Linked DNA regions of Homo sapiens: all the other regions are linked to region 2. A link is a loop called in an ENCODE intact Hi-C map of the cell type or tissue named here. Cell type or tissue: heart right ventricle. All regions are shown on one strand.

Evidence for each region. Hi-C counts contacts between places; a loop is a spot of excess contacts. Peaks named below come from ENCODE experiments on the same cell type or tissue, not always from the same donor. Only the 100,000 strongest peaks of a DNase experiment are listed, where the experiment ranks them.
Region 1: a loop joins it to region 2, with 2.9 times the contacts of the local background. A loop is called at or near these places in 28 of 110 quality-filtered maps.
Region 3: a loop joins it to region 2, with 3.0 times the contacts of the local background. A loop is called at or near these places in 9 of 110 quality-filtered maps.
Region 4: it touches region 2 in a loop (2.3-fold over the local background); 30 of 110 quality-filtered maps call a loop at or near these places.
Region 5: a loop joins it to region 2, with 6 times the contacts of the local background. A loop is called at or near these places in 54 of 110 quality-filtered maps.
Region 6: a loop joins it to region 2, with 2.2 times the contacts of the local background. A loop is called at or near these places in 21 of 110 quality-filtered maps.

What each region holds. Positions count from the first base shown.
Region 1 is chr22:42,778,443-42,782,442 of GRCh38, reverse strand. No RefSeq gene overlaps it. Among named protein-coding and RNA genes, the nearest start is that of A4GALT, 60 kb to the right of the region's middle. RefSeq lists a silencer at 2,217-2,266. In heart right ventricle, a CTCF peak has its summit at 2,195 (motif pointing left); a DNase peak (open chromatin) is centred at 2,102; H3K27ac peaks cover 431 bases.
Region 2 is chr22:42,659,876-42,663,875 of GRCh38, reverse strand. No RefSeq gene overlaps it. Among named protein-coding and RNA genes, the nearest start is that of CYB5R3, 12 kb to the right of the region's middle. RefSeq lists silencers at 1,130-1,409, 1,450-1,499, 1,630-1,769. In heart right ventricle, CTCF peaks have their summits at 1,532 and 1,743 (motif pointing left); a DNase peak (open chromatin) is centred at 1,725; H3K4me3 peaks cover 1,079 bases; H3K27ac peaks cover 981 bases.
Region 3 is chr22:42,750,097-42,754,096 of GRCh38, reverse strand. No RefSeq gene overlaps it. Among named protein-coding and RNA genes, the nearest start is that of A4GALT, 31 kb to the right of the region's middle. In heart right ventricle, no CTCF peak of the experiment used is centred here; a DNase peak (open chromatin) is centred at 2,056; H3K27ac peaks cover 2,856 bases.
Region 4 is chr22:42,717,386-42,721,385 of GRCh38, reverse strand. It overlaps A4GALT (alpha 1,4-galactosyltransferase (P1PK blood group)), which reads left to right and starts at 516. Exons shown (of 3, transcript NM_017436.7): 1 at 516-589. RefSeq lists silencers at 417-606, 637-866, 947-1,076. In heart right ventricle, a CTCF peak has its summit at 2,016; no DNase peak of the experiment used is centred here; H3K4me3 peaks cover 3,059 bases; H3K27ac peaks cover 4,000 bases.
Region 5 is chr22:42,818,862-42,822,861 of GRCh38, reverse strand. It overlaps ARFGAP3 (ARF GTPase activating protein 3), which reads left to right. Exons shown (of 16, transcript NM_014570.5): 9 at 453-592. Among named protein-coding and RNA genes, the nearest start is that of ARFGAP3, 36 kb to the left of the region's middle. In heart right ventricle, a CTCF peak has its summit at 2,488; no DNase peak of the experiment used is centred here; H3K27ac peaks cover 1,048 bases.
Region 6 is chr22:42,789,733-42,793,732 of GRCh38, reverse strand. It overlaps the pseudogene ADAMTS7P5. Among named protein-coding and RNA genes, the nearest start is that of ARFGAP3, 66 kb to the left of the region's middle. In heart right ventricle, no CTCF peak of the experiment used is centred here; DNase peaks (open chromatin) are centred at 632, 1,882, 2,613 and 2,892; H3K27ac peaks cover 2,832 bases.

The DNA.
Region 1 (4,000 bases), 120 kb before region 2:
GAGTTAGGTGGATCACCTGAGGTCGGGAGTTCGAGACCAGCCTGACCAACATGGTGAAACCCCATCTCCTCTAAAAATACAAAAATTAGCCAGGCGTGGTGGCGGGTGCCTGTAATCCCAGCTACTCAGGAGGCTGAGGCAGGAAAATTGCTTGAACCCAGGAGATGGAGGTTGCAGTGAGCCAAGATCACACCATTGCACTCCAGCCTGGGCAACAGTGAAACTCAGTCTCAAAAAAAAAAAAGTGGGGGGGCATGCAATGGAGCTTTCCCCAATGTATTCGTCACTTGTTGAACTGCTATAAAGAAATACCTGAGACTGGGTAATTTATAAGGAAAAGAGCTTTAATTGGCTCATGGTTCTGCAGGCTGTACACAAAGCATAGTGGCTTCTGCTTCTGGGGAGGCCTCAAGGAGCTTCAAAGCAGAAGGCAGAAGGCAAGTGGGAGCATGAGTCTTCCATGGCAAGCGCAGGACTGAGAGAGAGAGACAGGAGGTGTTATCCACTTTTAAACAGCCAGATCTCGTGAGATCTCACTATCCAGTACCAAGAGAGATGGTACTAATCCATTCACGAGAACTCTGCCCCATGATCCAATGGCCTTCCCCCGAGCCCTACCTGGAACACTGGGGATTACAACAGATCATGAGACTTGGGTGGGGATTCAGATCCAATCCATATCACCCAGACAAAATGTTTACTTGTATCATTAACTATTAGGCAGCCATGCATGTGCAGAACCTCACAGAGGTCATGACTGGTCTGAAAGGATGTTTAAGAAATGGCCAGAGCCGGGCGCAGTGGCTCACGCCTGTAATCCCAGCACTTTGGGAGGCCGAGGTGGGCGGATCACGAGGTCGGGAGATCGAGACCATCCTGGCTAACATGGTGAAACCCCATCTCTACTAAAAATACAAAAAAATTAGCCGGGCATGGTGGCGGGCATCTGTAGTCCCAGCTACTCCGGGAGGCTGAGGCAGGAGAGAGAGGCGTGAACCCGGGAGGCGGAGCTTGCAGTGAGCCGAGATCGTACCACTGCACTCCAGCCTGGGCGACAGAGCGAGACTCTGTCACAAAAAAAATAAAAAATAAGAAATGGCCAGTATATCGGTCAGGATACGATACATTATGCTGCAGGAACAAATGACTCCAACATCTCAGCAGCTTACGGAGATAAAGGTTTACTTCTCATTCAGGTCCACTGTAGATGGCCAATATTTTCACGTTGGGACCCAAGCTGATGAAACAGCCTCTAGAACATGACTGATCTCATAGCAGGGAAAAAGAAAAACAAACCAAAAACCCCACAGCAAGTCACATTCTGGCTCTTGAAGCTTCTGCTTGGAAGTGACAAACATAACTTCTGCCCATATACTATTGGCTAAAACAAATTATGTCTCCAAACCTGATTTCTGTGGAGCAGGAAGTGTGATATTACCCCAGGGATGGGCAATTAATATTTTTGAAACAGAATAGGAATATTTTGAATAGAATGCTTCAGTAGGCCAGGTGTGGTGGCTCACGCATGTAATCCCAGCACTTTGGGAGGCTGAGGCAGGTGGATCACCTGAGGTCGGGAGTTCGAGACCAGCCTCACCAACGTGAAGAAACCGTGTCTACTAAAAATACAAAATTAGCCAGGCTTAGTAGCGCATGCCTGTAATCCCAGCTACTTGGGAGGCTGAGGCAGGAGAATCGCTTGAACCCAGGAGGCAGAGGTTGCAGTGAGCCAAGATTGCGCCACTGCACTCCAGCCTGGGCAACAGAGCTAGACTTTGTCTCAAAAAATAAATTAAAAAAATAAATATAATAATAAAAAAGAGAAAAGTTAAATAGCACAGATATTATGTGAAATAATTAAAAATTAGACTTATTAAAATGTGTATTCTTCAGAAAAAGACCCTTAACACAGTATCAGAGATAGATATTGCTAAGGAACTGAATAATGTAAGTGGCTAGGGAAGACAGCAACGCTCAGAGATGTGTCCCCTGGGGCAACATGGTTCCACAGCAGATATGGCTGTTGGGATCCAGATTACAGCATTCTTGTGAGGCTCTAATCCCTAGTGCCCAGCCCCTTCCTCCAGCCATCCTTGAGAAGTAAAAACAGGAAGGCAGCAATGTAACAGAAGACAATACATGCGATAAAGTACTTGAAAGCCAGTAAGCGCCATCTAGTGGCAAGGGGATGATTTTTTCCCATTTTGTATGTACTGTCAAATTCAAACTGCATAGGACAATTTGCATTCCTATCAGCAGGGTGTGAGAGTTGCCAATGTTTTTGTTTTTGTGTGTTTTTTTGTTTTGTTTTGATTTTTGAGATGCAATTTCACTCTTGTCGCCCAGGCTAGAGTGCAGTGGCGTGATCTCGGCTCACTGCAACCTCCGCCTCCCAGGTTCAAGCGATTCTCCTGCCTCAGCCTCCCAAGTAGCTGGGATTACAGGCACCCACCACCATGCCCAGCTAATTTTTGTATTTTTAGTAGAGATGGGGTTTCACCACATTGGCCAGGCTGGTTTCAAACTCCTGACCTCAGGTGATCCTCCTGCCTCGGCCTCCCAAAGTGCTGGGATTACAGGTGTGAGCGACCGTGCCTGGCAGTTTACAGTATTCTACCTTGTCACTAAGCTTGCTAAGTTCAGACTCACTAAGTTTTCTCATTTTAATGAATACAGAATAGTATTTCTGATAAACTGATAGTAAGATTTAGAGGCTTATTGCTGGGCATGGTGGCTCACGCTTGTAATCCCAGCACTTTGGGAGGCCAAGGCGGGCGGATCAGATGAGGTCGGGAGTTCGAGGTCAGCCTGACCAACATGGAGAAACCCGTCTCTACTAAAAATACAAAATTAGCTGGGTGTTGTGGCGCATGCCTGTAATCCCAGCTACTTGGGAGGCTGAGGCAGGAGAATCGCTTGAACCCGGGAAACAGGTTGCGGTGAGCTGAAATCACGCCATTGCACTCCAGCATGAGCAACAAGAGCAAAATTCTGTCTCAAAAAAAAAAAAGAGAGATTTAGAGGCTTGCTTCTGATTCCATTTTTAAAATGTATTTATTTAGGCCAGGTGCAGTGGCTCACGCCTGTAATCCCAGCACTTTAGGAGGCTGAGGCAGGCGGATCACCTGAGGTCCGGAGTTCGAGACCAGCCTGACCAACATGGTAAAACCTTGTCTCTACTAAAAATACAAAAATTGCCAGGCGCGGTGGCTCACGCCTGTAATCCCAGCACTTTGGGAGGCCGAGACGGGCGGATCACAAGGTCAGGAGATCGAGACCATCCTGGCTAACACGGTGAAACCCCGTCTCTACTAAAAATACAAAAAAATTAGCCAGGCGTGGTGGCGGGCGCCTGTAGTCCCAGCTACTCGGGAGGCTGAGGCAGGAGAATGGCGTGAACCCAGGAGGCGCAGCTTGCAGTGAGCGGAGATCGTGCCACTGCACTCCAGCCTGGGCGACAGAGCAAGACTGTCTCAAAAAAAAAAAAAAATACAAAAAATACAAAAATTAGCCGAGCGTGGTGGCAGGCGCCTGTAATCCCAGATACTTGGGAGACTGAGGCAGGAGACTGAGGCAGGAGAATTGCTTGAACCCAGCAGGCAGAGGTTGTGGCGAGCTGAGATCGCGCCATTGCACTCCAGCCTGGGCAAAAAGAGCGAAAAGTCCATCTCAAAAAAAAAAAAATTATTTATTTAGGTAAGGATATATATGTATACTGTATTTTTTTTTTATACGAGTCTTGCTCTGTTGCCCAGGCTGGAATCCAATGGCATGATCTCAGCTCACTGCCGACTCTGCTTCCCAGATTCAAGTGATTCTCCTGCCGCAGCTTCCTGAGTAGCTGGGACTACAGGCGTGTACCACCACCCCCAGCTAATTTTCTATATTTTTAGTACAGGCGGGGTTTTACCATGCTGGCCAGGCTGGTCTCGAACCCCTGACCACAGGTGATCCGCCCGCCTCGGCCTCCCAAAGTGCTGGGATTACAGGTATGAGCCAC
Region 2 (4,000 bases):
TGGCACAATCTCAGCTCACTGCAACCTCCGCCTCCTGAGCTCAAGCGATTCTCCTGCCTCTTCCTCCTGAAAGCTGGGATTACAAGCATGTGCCACCAAGCCCAGCTAATTTTTGTATTTTTAGTAGAGATGGGGTTTCACCATGTTGGCCAGGCTGGTCTCGAACTCCTGACCTCAGGTAATCCGCCCACCTTGGCCTCCCAGAGTGCTGGGATTACAGGCATGAGCCACTGCGCCTGGCATTAATAGGGATTTAAACGCGTAGACCCCCAACACCCCTTCCTCACCCAGCAGCTCCCAGAGCAGCCCCTAGCTCCTGGCTGGATTAGAGGCACCTGGCACTGTGCCTGAAATCAACACCTCCTTTGGGTTTTGGGTTCTCATTAGCCAGAACTTTCTCATGAAATAAAAATGATAACCTGAGGGAAAACTGTTAAAAGTTTGTAATTATAGAAGGGGAGGAGCTCCTGTCTTTCTTTTGTTTTGTTTTGTTTTGTTTTGTTTTTTGAGACGGAGTCTCAGAGTCTCGCTCTGTCACCTGGCTGAAGTGCAGTGGCATGATCTCTGTCGACTGCAACCTCCGCCTTCAGGGTTCAAGCGATTCTCCTGCCTCAGCCTCCCAAGTAGCTGGGACTACAGGCATGCGCCACCACGCCCAGTTAATTTTTGTAGTTTTAGTAGAGCCAGGGTTTCACCATGTTGGCCAGGATGGTCTCGATCTCTTGACCTCGTGATCTGCCTGCCCCAGCCTCCCAAAGTGCTGGGATTACAGGCGTGAGCCACCGAGCCCGGCCAAAAGGACGCAGACTCTGTTTTGAAGGAGGAGGTGGAAAGGGATGGAAGAAACTTCCAGAGCGTGCCGTTTTCTTTGTGACAGGCTCTGTCCTCGGCAGGGGCAGGCGTGACCTCTCTGAGCCCATGAGCGGGAACTGTTTTTGCCCTGGACACCCTGGGATGGGCCCTGCCATGTTGCCCAGGCTGGACTTGAACTCCTGAGCATCCCCTGCCCCGCTGCCCTCTCGGCCTCCATTCGGGAGCTTCACATCCCCCTCCCCTCACCCCCACGAGTCCTGGGGGGCCAGCTGGGAGCTCTGCGGGGAGTAACCCCACGAGGGCAAGGCAGGGGAGGGCGCCGCCCAGCGCCCCGTGGGGCTTCCGCCGCCTCGAGGCAGACCCGGATCCAGAGGGCGCCTGGACAAGGTAGGGCCCCCATCCCGCCCCGGCTCCGCGTGCCCTCACAAGAATCACCCGTCTCCGACCGTCACCTCCTCCCGCTCCCGGGCCTCCCCGGCAGCCCCCACGACCGTCCACCCCGGCCCGCCCGGCCCGGGCTCCCGCTCTCTCGGCCGCTCTCCGCGGAGCCCCGCAGCCCAAGGGGCAGCACCTATCCCGGGACAGCGGCCTCTCTTCCCCACCGAGGCGTCTGCAGGGCTCCCCGTAGCGGCGCGGGGCTCGGGGACACGGACTCGAAGGAACCTGAACACCTCCAGAGCGTGGAGGTTGTGGGGGATGAGCCCCAAGAGGCGCACCCCTCCCAGGCTGCCGGGACCCAAGGTGGGCACGGGCTGGGTCCGAGGAAGGGGTAGAGGAGGCAGGATTTGGGGCTCGGCTGGAGCAGAGCAGCGGCAGAACCCCCAGCCGAAGCCGGTGGGAGTGGAGATTTCGGATGGAGCCGGCTGGACCCGCGCCCCGGGCGCCGGGAGCCTTTTCCTGGCTCGGGCGCGCCCCCTGGAGGCCGGAACCTGACATCAAGCGCACCCAAATTGCTGGGACTACAGACCTGGCGACAGTACCCAGCCCATCCTACTCAACTGCAAATGCCCCCTTTTACACTTAGGTCTATTTCTGGACGCTCAAAGATCCATTGAGATCTATTCTGCATTGGTTGGACAGAACCAGTTTTCTTCATCTACAAATAATAATACAACTCTCCTTTTTTTTTTTTTTTTTTTTTTTTTTTTTTGAGACAGAGTCTGGCTCTGTCGCCCAGGGTGGAGTGCAGTGGCGTGATCTCCGCTCACTGCAGCCTCCGCCTCCCGGGTTCAAGCAATCTGGGATTACAGGCATGCGCCACCACTCCAGGCTAATTTTTGCATTTTTAGTAGAGACAGGGATTTCACCATGTTGGCCAGGCTGGTCTCGGACTCCTGACCTCAGGTGATCCTCCCCCCTCGGCCTCCCAAAGTGCTGGGATTACAGGGGTGAGCCACCACACCCAGCCAAGTTAATTCAATTTTTAAAAATAAATAATTTTTTTTTGAAACGGAGCTTCACTCTTGTTGCCCAGGCTGGAGTGCAATGGCGCGATCTCTGCTCACTACAACCTCTGCCTCCCGGGTTCAAGCAATTCACCTGCCTCAGCCTCCTGAGTAGCTGGGATTACAGGCGTGCACCACCACATCCAGCTAATTTTGTATTTTTAGTAGAGATGGGGTTTCACTATGTTGGTCAGGCTGGTCTCGAACTCCTGACCTCAGGGGATACACCCGCCTCGGCCTCCCAAAGTGCTGGGATTACAGGCGTGTACCACCCCACCCAGCCAAAAAAATAAAATTAAAAATATGTATATAAATAATAATATATATTATTAAATATAATAAATATATATAGAAATAAATAGGCCGGGCGCGGTGGCTCATGCCTGTAATCCCAGCACTTTGGGATGCCAAGGCGGGTGGATCACATGAGGTCAGGAGTTCAAGACCAGCCTGGCCAACATGATGAAACCCCCGTCTCTACTAAAAATACAAAAATTAGCTGACCATGGTGGCGGGCACCTGTAATCCCAGCTACTCGGGAGGCAAGGCAGGTGAATCACTTGAACCCAAGAGGCAGAGGTTGCAGTGAGCCAAAATCATGCCATTGCACTCCAGACTGGGCGACAAGAGCAAGACTCCGTCTTAAAAAAGAAAAAAAGAAAAGAAAAGAAAAGAAAAAGAAAGAAATAATGGACGGGGTTGGGAGAGCTTCTGGACAGCTGAACACTTGCTGGTGCCTGGAGGGTAGTGTGCCTGGAGAGGGCATGGAGGTGCCACACACTTCCCCTTCCCTTGCCCTATGGATCTCTTCCATCTGGTTGTTCTTCTGTATCCTTCTGAATATCCTTTATTTTATTTTATTTTATTTTTTTGAGATGGGGTCTCAGTCTGTCACCCAGGCTGGAGTGCAGTGGCAGGATCTTGGATCACTGCAACCTCCACCTCCCAGGCTCAAGTGGTCCTCCCGTCTCAGCCTCTCAAGTAGCTGGGACTACAGGTACACACCACTATGCCCAGCTAATTTTTTGTATTTTCAGTAGAGATGGAGCTTTGTCATGTTGCCCAGGCTGGACTTGAACTCCTGAGCTCAAGCAATCCACCTGCCTCAGCCTCCCAGAGTGCTGGGATTACAGGCGTGAGCCATCACACCCGGCCCCTGAATATCCTTTATGATAAACCTGTAAATGTTAGTGTTTCTCTGAGTTCTGTGAGCCATGCTACCAAATTAATCAAACGTAAGTGGCGGGTCTTGGGAACTCCAACTTACAGCTGGACAGTCAGAAGTGTTACCAGCACACTGGGTTCTTGTAATCTTCCAGGATAGAAATCAAGAGAGATCACCAGACATAGCAGCAAAAAGAAAGTTTATTTTAGCTTGTGCACAAGGAAGCCAGCACTGAGAAAGGAAAAGGAACGGGCTGCTCCCCAGGGGTGTTGTGTGGGTTAGTTTTATAGCAGTGGTCCCCAGCCTTTGTGGCACCAGGGACCAGTTTTGCAGAAGACAACGTTTCCACGGATGGGGGGCTGAGGGGGTGGTTTCAGGATGATTCAAGCACATGACATTTATTTGCACTTTATTTCCATTATTATTACATTGTAATATATAATGAAATAATTATACAACTCACCATCATGTAGAATCAGTGGGAGCCCTGAGCTTGTTTTCCTGCAACTAGACGGTCCCATTTGGGGGTGATGGGAGACAGTGACAGATCATCAGGCATTAGATTCTCATAAAGAGT
Region 3 (4,000 bases), 90 kb before region 2:
ACACGCCCGGGTCAAGAGGGTGACGTGCTGCTGGTGCGTCGCCAGGACCACACCATGGGCAGCCTCCTGAGGAAACATCACCAGCTTCTGAGGCCAGCTTTTACCCGAACACCCAGAAGGGTCCCGTCTTAGCCCATCTGGGCAGGTGTGACAAATACCCCAGGACCAGGAGGCTTCTAAACAACAGACACTTCATTCTCAAAGTCCTAGAGGCCGGAAAGTCCAAAAGTCAAGGCACTGGCAGATTCTGTGTCCCGTTCAGAATTAGTCATTCTATTTATATATTTATTTTTAGGCCAGGCACGGTGGCTCACGCCTGTAATCCCAGCACTTTGGGAGGCCAAGGTGGGCAGATCGCTTGAGCCCGGGAGTTCAAGACCAGCCTGAGTAACATAGTAAGACCTCATCTCCACAAAAAATCAAAAAAATTAGCCAGGCATGGTGGCATGTGCCTGTAGTCCCAGCTACTTGGAAGGCTGAGGCAGGAAGATCACCTGAGCCTGGGAGGTTGAGGCTGCAGTGAGCCATGATTGCAACACTGCACTCTAGCCAGGGCAACAGAGGGAGACCCTGTCTCAAAAAAAATGTAAAGAAAGGCCAGGCGCGGTGGCTCATGCCTGCAATCCCAGCGCTTTGGGTGGCCAAGGTGGGTGGATCACTTGAGGTCAGGATTTCGAGACCAGTCTGGTCAACATGGTGAAACCTTGTCTCTACTAAAAATACAAAAAATTAGCTGGGCACGGTGCCATGTGCCTGTAATCCTAGCTGCTGGGGAGGCTGAGGCAGGAGAATCACTTGAACCCGGGAAGCAGAGGTTGCAGTGAGCTGAGATCGCACCACTGCACTCCAGTCTGTGAGACAGAATGAGATCCCGTCTTTAAAAAAAAAAAAAATGTAAAGAAAAAAAAAACCTGAAAAATCCCCTTCAGTCCAGAACCCCCGAGCCATGCGTCATGGGGCTGTGGCTGATTTTTAATCTGCTGGTCTTGTGCGTTTGCAGAGGGACTTTGCCAGAACTGGAGTAATTTGGTTAAGGCCGAAGCTCAGTGGACACAGACAGCTTGTCCTGGGTCCTGGGAGGGTGACAGGAGGAGGCTGCAGGTTCCCAGAACCACAGCCCTCACAGCTGGAGGGGGATTGGGAGAGACCCCCTCCCTGCACAGCCCCCAGTAACCAGTGTGTCACCCCAAGCCTGGGAGGGAAGGATGATTACTCTTCCTAGTTTACAGACGAGGAAACTGAGGCTCTGAACAGCCCACAGTCTCACAAAGAATGAGCAGCTGAAAGATGCTAACCAGGCCTGTTGGAGTCCACAGCCTCGTCTGCCTCTCGGGACAGGTGCTGCCACTGAACGAGGTGGCTGAGCTGATCCGGGGTGCCCTCTCCCCAATACCTCTTTCCCATGGGTCCCTCGCATGCCAGGAAGCTCCCTTTCCAGAGCCAGCCTTTGGAGTCCGGCAGAGGATCTGCCCAGGTCACTTCCTGGGGACTTGCCTTAGCTGACCCCCCCAGCTGGACAGCAGGGAGGGGGCTTGGGAAATGTCAAGGAGGAGGACCACGGGGTTGGGGGAGCCTTCACGGCGTCCACCCCTCTCCTCACTTCCCCTTCCAGCCTGGCCCTGGCCTTTCCGCCCCTCCTTCTGCTCCCCATGGGCACCCAGGCACAGATGTGGCCTGTTAGTGCTATCCGAGAGCTGTGGGGGATGCCTGTCACCTGTGTCCATGACTCAAGGGATAATTCTAAGTCCTCTCTCAGCTCCCAAAAGGCTGACCCCACCCTGCGCAGCACGGTCCTTTGTCCTGCTTTCCTGGGGGAACCACTTGTAAGTTGATTTGGGAACTCGTCCTAGCTCCAGATTGTTTTGCTTTATTTCAAATAACAGGTCAAGGCAGCTTGAACAGGGGCGTGAAAGGAAGTCAGAGGCAATCCCGGGGCAGCGGCCCTGCAGGGCGGCCCCCCACCCTGAGGTCTCCCACAGACTGGCTAGGTTTCAGGGCCATCTGAGGACACGGCTGGGACAGGCCCCCACCCCTCGTCACCTGGCCTTGCACTGTGTTTCAGCATCTGGGGTGGGGGTGTTCCATGGGCAGATACGAAGTCTCACAGTTTCCTAACAGGAAACGTGGGGCGTGGAGGCCTTCTTCGGGTCCCAGTCCACTGGGGTTAAGAAGAAGGGCTTGGGGCCAGGCACAGTAGTTCATGCTTGTAATCCCAGCACTTTGGGAGGCCAAGGCGGGCAGATCACTTGAGGTCAGGAGTTCAAGACCAGCCTGACCAACATGGTGAAACCATGTCTCTACTAAAATTACAAAAGAAATTAGCCAGGCGTGGCCAGGCGCGGTGGCTCATGCCTGTAATACCAGCACTTTGGGAGGCAGAGGCAGGCGGATCACAAGGTCAGGAGTTCAAGACCAGCACGGCCAACATGGTGAAACCCCATCTCTGTTAAAAATACAAAAATCAGCAGGGCGTAGCCGGGCACGGTGGCTCACGCCTGTAATCCCAGCACTTTGGGAAGCCGAGGCGGGTGGATCACTTGAGGTCAGGGGTTCGAGACCAGCCTGGCCAACATGGTGAAACTGACTCTACTAAAAATACAAAAATTAGCTGGGCATGGTGTCATGCGCCTGTAATCCCAGCACTTTGGGAGGCCTAGGCGGGCAGATCACCTGAGTTCAGGAGTTCGAGACCAGCCTGGCCAACATGGTGAAACCCCGTTTCTATTAAAAGATGAAAATTAGGGCTCTTGGAGGGGAATCAAACACAGGGAGTAGCTCTCCCTCTCCCTGTCCCTGTCCCTGTCCCTCTCCCTCTCCTCATGGTCTCCCTCTCCCCATGGTCTCCCTCTCCCTCTCTTTCCACGGTCTCCCTCTCATGCCGAGCCGAAGCTGGACTATACTGCTGCCATCTCGGCTCACTGCAACCTCCCTGCCTGATTCTCCTGCCTCAGCCTGCGGAGTGCCTGCAATTGCAGGCGCGCGCCACCACGCCTGACTGGTTTTCGTATTTTTTTGGTGGAGACGGGGTTTCGCTGTGTTGGCCGGGCTGGTCTCCAGCTCCTAACCGCGAGTGATCTGCCAGCCTCGGCCTCCCGAGGTGCCGGGTTTGCAGACGGAGTCTGGTTCACTCAGTGCTCAGTGGCGCCCAGGCTGGAGTACAGTGGCGTGATCTCGGCTCGCTACAACCTCCACCTCCCAGCCGCCTGCCTTGGCCTCCCAAAGTGCCGAGATTGCAGCCTCTGCCCGGCCGCCACCCCGTCTGGGAAGTGAGGAGCGTCTCTGCCTGGCCGCCCATCGTCTGGGATGTGAGGAGCCCCTCTGCCTGGCTGCCCAGTCTGGAAAGTGAGGAGCGTCTCTGCCCAGCCGCCATCCCATCTAGGAAGTGAGGAGCGCCTCTTCCCGGCCGCCGTCACATCTAGGAAGTGAGGAGCGTCTCTGCCCGGCCGCCCCGTCTGAGAAGTGAGGAGCCCCTCCGCCCGGCAGCCGCCCCGTCCGGGAGGGAGGTGGGGGGGTCAGCCCCCCGCCCGGCCAGCCGCCCCGTCTGGGAGGTGAGGGGCGCCTCTGCCCGGCCGCCCCTGCTGGGAGGTGAGGAGCCCCTCTGCCCGGCCACCACCCCGTCTGGGAGGTGTGCCCAACAGCTCATTGAGAGCGGGCCAGGATGACAATGGCGGCTTTGTGGAATGGAGCGGGGGGAAAGGTGGGGAAAAGATTGAGGAATCGGATGGTTGCCGTGTCTGTGTAGAGGGAGGTAGACATGGGAGACTTTTCATTTTGTTCTGTACTAAGAAAAATTCTTCTGCCTTGGGATCCTGTTGATCTGTGACCTTACCCCCGACCCTGTGCTCTCTGAAACATGTGCTGTGTCCACTCAGAGTTAAATGGATTAAGGGCGGTGCAAGATGTGCTTTGTTAAACAGATGCTTGAAGGCAGCATGCTCGTTAGGAGTCATCACCACTCCCTAATCTCAAGTACCCAGGGACACAAACACTGCGGAAGGCC
Region 4 (4,000 bases), 58 kb before region 2:
TACCAATAGCAATATGTGTGAAGATGGGGCGAGGTGAGAGTGAGGAGGAGGAGTAGAGAAAGGACGGGGCGGCGTTAAGGATACAGCAAATAACTGGAATTCCGCAAACACTGGGGTGATGCAGGCAATGCCCTTAGCACGGTCCCGGCAGGAGGCGGTGGGATCAGGCCGACCCGGGTCCCAGGGGTGACAGCGTCCCTTCTCCACTGCAGAATATCGAGGTACTCAACCCTCTGAACCTCAGTTTTCTCATCAGTTCAATGGGGAAAACGGGATGGTAACCCGTAATACTGGCGGCGCGGAGGCCGGGGAGCGCTCCCTACCTGTTGGCCGGCGGACTGGGGACTGTCCGCACCCGCCCCGGGGAGCAGCGAGGGCGCGCGGGCGGGGTCGCGGGGACCCCGCAAGGGCTCTGGGGACCGGGACCCGCAGGGTAGGTCGGGACGGGCGGGGCGGGGCGGCCTGACCCCGCCCCGGGCCGGAGGGGCGGTGCTGCCTCCCGCCGGGCCCCAGGCACTGCCCTCCGGCCGCCGCGCCGCCCGCCCGCCGGGGCCCCGCTGTCCGCCGCCCGCCGCCGCTGGAGCTAGAGGTACGAGGGGCCGCGCCGATGTTGCGGGGGACGGGGGCTCCAGGGGGATCCTGCGGCTCGCAGTGGGGAGGAGGCGCCTCGGGAAGGCAGGGGCAGGGGCGGAGGGGCTGGGCCGCCGCCCTAGCCCGGGCCACCTGTTCTGGAGGCGACATTTGTGCGCGCACGAACCCCGCGCGGCGGTCCCGGCCACCGCCTCCACCCCAACTGCGCCCCGAAGTGGAGCGCGGCGGCGGGACCCGGAGCCCCGGCCCTCGCGGGCAGGACGCGCCTGGCTCCGGAGCCCTCGAGGGCAGCCCCACCCGGTTGGGTCCCGGGGCTGGAGAGAGGGCGTCGGGGAGAAGCCGGGTTCGAGGCAGGCTCTGCCCGGCCACCGTGGGTGAGTCGCGCTCCTCCGTCCGGGGGAAGCCTGGGCGTCGGGCGGTGCTCGCCCCGGAGCGGATGCGACCGGGGACGGGGATGGAGAGCGGCCGGCAGGAGGGGGCTCTGCCGGGCTGGCAGCGTCGGCGCCGGCCTTAGGGAGGGTGAGGATTTGGACCTGCCCAGAAGCGGGAAGGGCCCTCCCCGTGCGGGAAACGGCCTGGGTACGAGCTGGGCACGGGGCGAGCCGGTTGGAGTCGCCCGGCCTCCGCGCTCGCCTCGGATCCGCAGGCGCCCCTCCCTCCTCTCCAGCTGGGGAAGGTTGAGGACTGAGCGGGAGCGGAACTGGGCTTGGGAGAGGATCTGCCGGGGCACCTGGTCCCAGCGCCCATCCCGTTTCACTGCCAGGGCGAGTCCCCTTCCCTCAGTTTCATCACCTGTCATCCGGAGGGACAAGTTCCCACCTGGATAGTCTCGGCTGAGCCTCTGGCCCTGAGTGGGTTAAAGCGCCATTTCCCCTGCACCCACCTTTCCCTCACGACACCCTCTCTGCGGCTTCCTCCCCTCCGCCAACGTCGAGTGATTGTTCCGCGAAGGCCCCTTGGGGTCACGTACCCTGCACTCAGCAAATAACCCCGAGCACCTGGTGGGTCTCAGGCCAGGTCTGGCCTTCCCGTTCCCGCCACCAGCTGCCCAAAGACTTCCCCTTTGTCACCTCCTCCCAAAGAATGAGGGAGCCACCCTGCCCAGGGTCCCATAGCAGAGTGCGGATGGAGCCAGGCCTCCCTCAAGATTTCCCACAGCCCTCTTCCAGCCTCAAACCTTCTCCAGGACCCGAAACCCTGCTACACTGTGTTTCCATAGCTGCAACCCCCCAAAAGAGGGTCCCCAAATCAAAGGAATACAAAGGAAAACAAAATAGAAAGGAAAAGAAAGGAAGAGGAGAGATGGAATCCTCTCTGTCATTAGTTTTCTGTTTGTTTGTTTTTTAGGGTCTCCCTCTGTCACCCAGGCTGGAATGCTGTGGCAGCTCACTGTAGTCTCAAACTGCTAGGCTCAAGCGATCCTCCCACCCCAGCTTCCCTAGTGGCTGAGACTGCAGGCACACACCACTACACCCAATGTTGTCATTAGTTTTTCTCTCAAACATTTTTCTAATGCCTTGGGTGCCTGTCGTTTCTTGTCTGCTAGGACAGCTCAGTATTAGAGGATAAACTCCAAAATGGACAGCCATCTACAAAATATGTTTTGTTTCCTTGTACTAATTGAAGCCCTCTAGCTGCTAGGTTAATGGGTCCATTAATTTCCAGTTCGTGTGATGGGCCCTGGGACCCCAGTGTGGAGCAGGATTGGCAGAATCTCCAGGTGGTTTGTGTGGAACACCAGGAGGTTGTGAACTACCACATCAGCCCCAGCTAGCAACTCCCAAGCCCACCTGGCCACGGGGCCACTGGGTTCAGACCTCCAAGGATGCAGTTCAGCTGGGGATGCAGGTCCCGGAAGGTGGTGGCAGGTGGACGGCCTCCACCACCAAGCCAGCCATCTGAGTTCTGAAGTGCACCTCCTCTCACTCTCCCCAGCTGCCTCCTTCTTTGGGGACCTGCTAGGCGTGCTCACAAACTCCTGTTGATCACCCTGCATTTTCATTGGCTCACCGCATGCTTCCCTCCAGATTGGAAGCTCCTGGAGGGAAGGACCCTTGTCCAGATCCCAGAGCCTAGTGCCAGGCCTGGCACCTAGCAGGTGCTTCCTGAATATTGTTTGAATGAATTAACCGAAAGAAGTAGGAAAAACAATTCCTGTTTGCATACTTGAAGACAACTATTGTTAACATTTGCCTTTTTTTTTGCCAGACCTTTAAAAACACGTTTTTCCAGCCGGGCGAGGTGGCTCACGCCTGTAATCCCAGCACTTTGGGAGGCTGAGGCGGGTGGATCACTTGAAGTCAGGAGTTCGAGACCAGCCTGGCCAACTTGGTGAAACCCCCCATCTCCACTAAAAATACAATAAATTAACTGGGCGTGGTGGCACGTGCCTGCAATCCCAGCTACTCAGGAGGCTGAGGCAGGAGAATCATTTGAACCTGGGAGGCAGAGAGTGCAGTGAGCCGAGATGGCGCCACTGCACTCCAGCCTGAGCAACAGAGCGAGACTCCGTCTCCAAAAATAAATAAATAAATAATAAAATAACACGTTTTTCTGTATTTGCATATCTTGTCTATATAAAATATTTTTCCATTAGTATAATTTCACGAGCATTCCTCATCGCAGACATTTTTTATATTTTTCAATGCTTGCATTTTGCTATGTCATGTTGAGTTATTGGATCTCTTGACTTTTTAAAAATATATTTGGCTCTTTTTGATAATGTTACATTGAATTTCTGCATACATTTATACATGGCCACATCTTTCCTGGGAAGGAATTAACCTGGTAATCAGTGCGTATGAACTTCTAGAATGGCTGTATCTGGACCCAGCTAGATATTTCTTCGTATTTCCTAGAAATGAAACTCCTGGGTCAGAGTACGAGAAGCCAGGTTCTTTGTGTGTTGCTTATTGATTGGTTTGAGCTCATCAGTAAGGTTTTACCCCTTGTCTGGTCTTTGTGTGCCAAGGATCTTTCCCCAGTTTATCATTTGGCTCTTATTTGTGGGTGTGTTTGTGCGTGCGTGGGTGTGTGTGTGGGTGTATGTCTGTGAGACAGAGAGATAGAGAGGAGCAGCAAGTTTTTTGTTTTACTTTATCTGTGTGTGTGCTTTCTGATGAGGGAGACTTGGCTGCATTTATGAGCTGATGGGAAAGCTAGAAGAGAGAGCTCAGCTCCCTCAGGCCCAGGAGAAGGAGGGACAGGTTGATAGGCTGAGGTCTCCGAGGACTGAGGAGGTGGGAGGATGCAGTGCTGCTCCCAAGGATCCTCCCGGGCTGGTGAGGACAGGAGGCAAGAGGGAGGGGCTTGGGGGACACTTGATGAATTGGCTTTGATCTTCCCCAGAGGGAGTTGGAAGTCAGCGGAGGGGAGGGCCCCAGTCTTTGGTGCTTCCTCCCTGGGAGGG
Region 5 (4,000 bases), 160 kb before region 2:
CTCCAGCTTGGTCAACAGCATGAGAGCCTGTCTCAAAAAAAGTAAAAAAAAATAAAAAGTAAGAATACAACAGTAAAAACAATACAAATAAAAACACAGAATTAGTAACTATTTTCATAGCATTTACATTATTTAGGCATAATAAGTAATCTAGAGATGATTGAAAGTATACTGGAGGCTACACGTGGGTTAAATGCAGATACTACGCCCTTTTACGTAAGGGACTTGATCATCGCAGATTTTGTTATCCACAGGGTCGTGAAACCAATTCCCCCATGCTGAGGGACTCCTGGAATAATACTAACTTCACAGAGTTCTGAGGACTAAGCCACAGAACAAATGTAGAGTGCTTGTCACAGTGCCTGGCAGGTCCTAACCCTTAGGAAATGTTAGCTGTAGTCACAGAAGCTTTCAAACAGCTCGTGTAGACTATAGTCTTATATATGTTCTAGCTTGGGGCCAAAAAAGGAAGTTTGGGAGCTCAGAAACTGGCAAACACATGCTTTAATGAAATTGAAAAACAAGCTCAAGCTGCGGATAAAATGAAGGAGCAGGAAGACCTGGCCAAGGTGGTATCTAAAGAAGAATCAATGTAAGTTTAATTTCATTATATTAATACATTTTCAGGGAATAAAACTATTAACTCAAGATTTTGCTTTCCAAATGCCATGTATTTTTGTGTGGGGGGGGAAGGGAGGGTACTGCAAAATTCAGTTTTATGAAAACTGATATTGCATTGGCATGTGGATTGGAAGGGAAAGAGACGATGGGGGCAGCAACACTCTGCTGAGGCTGTAAGGGCAAGACTGGAGTGACATCAGTGAGAAGGGAAAGACAGAGATGCATGGAGGTGTTTACACATGAAACATGCTTCACATTATTAGAGTTGGGGAAATGCAAATCAAGGCCACAATAAGATACCACTGTGTACTCTCTAGGGAAGCTATAATAAAAAAATCAGTAACAGGTGTTGGCTAGGATGTGGAGAAATTTGAACCCTTGTACATTGCTGATGGCAATGTGAAATGGTGCCACTGTTGTGAAAAACAGTTTGGCAGTCCTTCAGAAAGTTAAATGTAAAGTTTCCATGTGACCCAGCAAATCTACTCCTAAGTATATACTCAAGAGAAATTAAAACTTACATCTGTGCAACCACACACAAACTCGTGCATGAATGTTCATAGTGGCGTTAATCCTAATAGCCAAAAAGTAGAAATAAGCTAAATGTCTACCAACTGATAAATGAGAAAGAAAATGTGGTATGTCCATACAATGGACTATTACTCAGCCACAAAAAGGAATGTAGTCCTGATATTGGCCACAACATGGATAAACCTTGAAAAGTTTATGCTAAGAAAGAAGCCAGTCATAAAAGATCACATGATATGATTCTGTCTATATGCAATGTCCAGAATAGGCAAATCCGTAGAGACAGAAAGCAACTTACTGGTTGCCAGGGCCTGGGGTGAGGAGAGAATGGAGAGTGGCTGCTAATGGTCCAGGCCTGCTTTTTGGACTGCTGAAAGTGTTCTGGAGTTAGTGGTGATGATGGCACAGCTTTGTGAATGTGCTGAAACCACTGAATCATGCACTTTAACAGGGTGAGTTTTACGGTATGTGAATTATATCTGCATAATGAAAAAAGTATTTATAATCTGAAGCCCTGTTGGACTCTGTGACTAAATTCTAAATACATGATGGAAGACTATGGCTCTGGTCGTGTCTCCAGAGGTTCTGAGCCTGGATCTTGGAGAGGGAGAAGGAAGAGTTTCAGAGAATGAAGAAGGTGGAATGATCGTGTGTGTCGGGGGCCTGCCTGAAGTGGAGGAGTTGGAACGATAATGTGGAGCACCTTAAAGTCAGGCTGTGGTTGTCCACTTACCCAAGAGAAACAGCTCCTTCAGCAGTGCTGTCATGAAGGGGCGTCTCGGGAGAATGAGTTCGGTAGTGATACCCAGGCCAGGAAGAGGGGAGGAGACTGGAAGCCAGGAGGCCAGTGAAGAGATCGGTTTTCCGTAGACTTTTGTAAGGCTCTTGAGAGGTTTTCATTTGTGTTGAAATCAGAAGAGAAAGATGGCCTTCTGGAAACCGTGACTGTACCAAAGATCAGGAGAGAAGGGCGGAGGGTGCATGCTACACAGAAAGGAAAAGTAACCTGGATCCCTATTTTTTATGTGTGTGTTTTTTAATGGTGTTTTCTCTTACTTTCATGTGTATTTTATCTGTTTTAGCTTGAGTTACTATAGACTGTATGATGAAGAAAATAACACCTATTTTATGAGGTGGTTTTAAGGATTAGTTTAATAGCTTAAATGCTCATTGAAGTGCATCAAACAGTACCTGGCACATAGTAGGTGCTCAGTAAATGCAACTACTTTTCGTACTGTCTTACTGTTCATACTGACGGTTCGCTAAGATGGAGTTTATAAGGTAAACCCAAATAATTTGAAGTTGATAGTTGTTTCTCCTTGTCATTTAATTCACAGAACATAGGGGGCAGCACTGAACTGTATTTAGGTCGAATATGGTTTGAAATGCTTTGTGTACAAAAATTTACGTTGACTTGTCACAGACTTTAATTTCTCTTACTAAGCTAAGTTTTTGACCCTGGCAAAGGGAAAGGTTAGATTTGAGTGTTTCGATGGCTTCTCTTGGTATTTGGGAGTAGGCTCTGTCCAGATTACTCATGCTTGAGGTTTTCCCAGAGCGTGTGTAAAATCGGGCCCTGATCAGCTTCCTTCCTGCAAGTAAGCTGGATGGAGAAGCTGCAGGTAAGCTGGATGGAGTGAAGTCTGGTTGTTACTTCTAATATTAACATGCTAATCTTCCTGAAAACAGGAAGCAACAACCAGACTTCACTTGTATCTTTCATTAGGAGTGTTTAATACATCACAAAAACAAAGATGCAGATCGGAAGATTTATGAATTTGATTTGAGAAGCCAGTTTGGCAACTTTCATGGCCTTGTTCAGAACAACCACACCACTGTGCCTTAATGACCACCACTGCCACTCAAACCCGTAGAAAGTACAGGTGTTTTATCCTTAATACATGAGTGTTATGTTGCAAGTTAGTTTGTTTAATGGCTGTAAATAAAGTTATTTCGGCTCAGTAAACTGTCAGAACAGTGTTGTTCTTGTACTGTCAGAGTGTGAAACTAAACAGCCCATGCAGCATCCTGGTCTCCTTCTAGCAGTTTCCCAGCCCGTCCTCAGAGGCTCTCTGTGTGCCCACTTGGTAGGAAGGAAGGAAGAGGCAGAGCTGCCTTGAGCTGCTCCGCTTGTTTGATCTGTGTCCTGCAGTCCTCCCTTGAGCCAGTACCCGTAAGCACTCCTGAAGTTCTGAGAAACGCGGTGTTCTGACTTCTTAACTGTTGGTGCTTCCAGAGAGATGTTCTCGTAAGCATCAAAGTGCATGCTTTTAGTGAGTGACCCAGTCCATGTCAGATTACCTAGGAAGGAAAACTTTTCCATCTCTTATCTTTCTAATAGAACCTTTTCATCCCCATGCATCTTCTCCAGAAGAATCTGTTGCTGTAATTATATGTATTCATGATTTTAAACAGAGCTATTGTTTTCCTCCAAAAGAAAAAGTAGTATTTATTTGTTAAGGAATAAAATAGCCATAACCTGTTCTGTAGGAAGAGTAAGGAAAACAAACTGCCATGTGAAAACCAAAGAAATCTTGCTTGACTCATTAAAGAAAAGAAACAGCAAAAGCAAGATTACTTTTTCCTAATAAGAAATTCTGCACCGGGCGCGGTGGCTCATGCCTGTAATCCCAGGACTCTTTGAGGCAGAGGCAGGCAGATCGCCTGAGGTCAGGAGTTCGAGACCAGCCTGGCCAACATGGTGAAACCTCGTCTCTACTAAAAATAGAAAAATTAGCTGGATATGGTGGCAGGTGCCTGTAATCCCAGCTACTCGGGAGGCTGAGGCAGGAGAATTGCTTGAACCTCGTGGGTGGAGGTTGCAGTGAGCCAAGATTGCACCACTGCACTC
Region 6 (4,000 bases), 130 kb before region 2:
CCTGTGTGCCCTCGCATGGTGGTGGGCAGGGGCCTGGGGGCCTCTCCCGCTGGGCAGTGCTCTGCATCCCAGTGTGGGGCTGGATGAGCAGAGACCCCTGGAGCCGCCCGCCTGTGAACACCATCCCCAGTCCCCTGCTGGAACCCCTTGCAACCACCATGTGCCCCGTCTGTCCACCTGGGCTGCGGGGAACTGGTCTCGGGATGGGAAGGGGCCTGCCTCCAGCTCCCCCCTTGGTCTTGGGCTGCAGGGAGGTAGACGGCCTTCCGGGAGCCCTTATTGCCTGGTACCACAGGTGGGAGGGAGCCTGGGGGATTCCAGGGTCCAGACCCTGACTCCAGAGCCTCAGGGATCAGGAAGCCCCTGGCAAGCTGTGGCCACAGCCATGGCCTTGAGCTGGGCACGGCCAAAGAGGGCTGGCTGGGGTCTCTGCCACTCTGACATCGGGCAGTGGACAGGTTACCCAGCCTTGCCCCAGCGTCCCCTGGCAGCCTGCCTCCCAGCCTGAGCCCCTCCCCTGGCTTCCCTGCAGTGCTCAGTGACATGCAGGGAGGGCACTCAGCACCGAAGTGTCCTCTGCACCGATGACACCAGTGTCCCTGTGACAAGGCCCAGCAGCCAGCCAGCACAGTCACCTGCTCTCTACCACCCTGTTGGCGAATCCTGGACACACTGGGCCCTGAAGGCTCAGGCAGCGGCTCCTCAGCCACGAGCTCTTCAGCGAGGCTGACTTCATCTCACGCCTCCTGGCCCCAAGCCCTTCACCTGCGCCAGCCAGCATGGCAATGCCATTGAGGAGGAGGCCCCAGAGCTGGGCCCACTGGGGCGCGTGTTTGTAGATGACTTCCACTACGACTACAATTTCATTCATCTCCACGAGGATCTGTGCTATGGGCCCTTAGAGGGGCCTGACCTAGACCTGGCAGGGACAGGGGATCGGACGCCCCCACTGCACAGCCGTCCTGCTGCACCTTCCACCGGCAGCCCCATGCCTGCCACAGGGCCTCCTGCAGCCAAGGAGGAGGGGGTACTGAGACCCTGGCCCACTAGCCCTTGGCCCAGCCAGGCCAGCCACTCCCCACCCCCACCTTCAGAGCAGACTCCTGGGAACACTCTGGTCAATTTCCTGCGTGAGGAAGACACCCCCATAGAGGCTCCAGACCTTGAGCTCTCCAGCCCGCCCTGGCCCAGGGTTTCTATTGATGGCACGCAGACGCCTGCCACCCCTGGGAGCCAAAATGACTTCCTAGTCGACTAGGACAGCCAGAACCAGCTGCCCCCTCCATGGTGGGACAGGACCAATGAGGTTTCCAAGGACAATGAGGAACCCGTGGGTCACGGAGCACCCTACCTGCCCCAGAGACTCAGCCCCACGCTGCCCCCTTTGTTCCCTGTCGACAGCACCCACTCCTGTCCTGGTCCTGACATGGTGGAGCTGTGGACAGGAAGGACTGTAGCCTGGGAGCCAGCTCAGGATGGCGGCCTGGGGCCTGTGGACAGTTAGCTGTGGCCCACTGTGGGGGCGGCTCCTCCCCCTCCTCCCGTAGGCACTCTGCCGGAGATTAAGGGCAGGGACAGCCTCCTGGAGCCAGAGACTCCCACCTTCCCAACCCCAGGACCAGGCTCATGGGACCTGCAGACTGTGGCAGTGCCGGGGACCTTCCTCCCCACAACCCTGATTGGCTGCAGGCACACACCCTGGGTGACTGCCCTGAGCCCGAGACCCAAGGGCCAGCCTGAGCCCCTCAGCCCTGAGGTGCCCCTGAGCTCTGGGCTTCTGTCCACGCTAGCTTGGGGCAGCCCCAACAGCAGCAGCAGAGTTCCTGAGGCCCAGCCCCCGGCCCCCAGCCTGGCTGAGACGGGGCCCCCGCGGACCTGCTGGCTGCCAGGAACACCAGCTGGCGAGCGGGAAGCTGGAGCAAGGCAAGTGATGTGGGCTGTTGGGTGGGCGGCGAGTTTGCACGGGACCTTGGTGACTGTTTCCTCATCTGAAAATGAGCAGAGTGGGACACGGGCGCTGTCTGTCCTGTTTCCCTTGGGGCGGGGGTTCCTAGGATTAGGGGAAACTGACAGCTGTGGTAGGTGGAGGCTCCATGAGGTGAGAGGAGCATTGCTCCAGCTCAGCCTGGCCAACATGGCAAAACTCTCTCTACAAAAATTAGCCAGGCGTGGTGGTGGGCGCCTGTAGTCCCACTTACCCAAGAGGCTGAGGGAGGAGAATCGCTTGAACCCAGGAGGCGGAGGTTGCAGTGAGCCGAGATCGTGCCACTGCACTCCAGCCTGGGTGACAGAGCAAGACTCTGTCTCAAAAATAAAAATAAAATAAAATATACCTACTAAGCATCTACCCGTGCCAAGCACTATTCTAGGCACAGGATATAGTGAAAAATGAGATAGACAAACTGAGAAAAAAGAAATAGGATCATTCATTCTTCACTCCCCAATATTATAGAACTAGTTCAGGCCTATTAATGAAATAACTGAGGGCTACGAAAATGTAGCGTGCATAGACTAACGCAGGCACGTGACGAGCATTTACTGAAACACACACTTTGGCGTTCCACCACCAGGCTCTGCCGGCAGCACTTGGTAATGAACACGGCTGCTGCACAGGCTCAAAAGAAGCAAGAGTCAGGGCTGGGTTAGGGCACGTTCAGCCAGCTGTCGTCGCAACAGCTGGAGAGACACTACTTCTGGGCAACTTTCTGGAGAAACCTCAACCTGCTTCCTGAAAGGGCAAGCCAGGCTGAACACCTTCAGTAGAGAGTCATTTGTGGAATAATCCATGACCATCTATTCGCGCTATAGGAAAAGCAGTCTCTTGACAGAGGAGAACCTAGGACAGGGAAATTTTGCCAGGGACAGGGACTCTGAGTTCTGAGGACTTCCCAGTCGCGGGGATGACTTGCAGCTGTGGGTGAATCATGATGGCCACTGATGTTTATTGAATGTGCACTGAGCCTCCTGGCCACCACACCACACAGATTAACTCTAGAATTACCAAAACCTACCAGGTAGGTACCTTTTGTTTTTTGATTGGTTGGGTTTTTTTTTGTTTTTTTTTTTTTTTTTTTTTTGAGATGGAGTCTCGCTGTGTTGCCCAGGCTGGAGTGCAGTGGCCCGATCTCAGCTCATTGCAAGCTCCACCTCCCAGGTTCATGCCATTCTCCTGCCTCAGCCTCCCGAGTAGCTGGGACTACAGGCACCCACCACCATGCCCGGCTAATGTTTTGTATTTTTGGTAGAGACAGGGTTTCACCGTGTTAGCCAGGATGGTATCGATCTACTGACCTTGTGATCCGCCTGCCTCGGCCTCCCAAAGTGCTGGGATTACAGGCATGAGCCACCGTGCCCGGCCCGGGTAGGTACCTTTTCTCCCTTCTATTTTTATAGATGGAGAAACAGACACAGTGAAGTCATAGGGCCAACAAGTAGAGGAGCTGGGATTCTTTTTATTTTCTTTGAGACAGAGTCTCGCTCTTATCACCCAGGCTGGAATGCAATGGGGTGATCTCGGCTCACTGCAACCTCCGCCTCCTGGGATCAAGCGATTTTCCTGTCTCAGCCTCCTGAGTAGTTGGGATTACAGGTGCATGCCACCACACCTGGCAAATTTTTTGTATTTTAGTAGAGATGGTTGGCCAGGCTGGTCTTGAACTCCTGAGCTCAGGCAATCCGCCCACCTCAGCCTCCCAAAGTGCTGGGATTACAGGCATGAGCCACTGTGCCTGTAATCAGGCCTCAGATTTTTTTTTGAGAGAGAGTCTCGCTGTCACCCAGGCTGGAGTGCAGTGGCACAATCTTGCCTCACTGCAACCTCCACCTCCCAGGTTCAAGTGATTCTCCTGCCTTGGCCTCCTGAATATCTGGGATTACAGGCGCGCACTGCCACGCCAGGCTAATTTTTGTATTTTTAGTAGAGACAGGGTTTCACCATCTTGGCCAGAATGGTCTCGATCTCCTGACCTTGTGATCCACCCATCTCGGCTTCCCAAAGTGC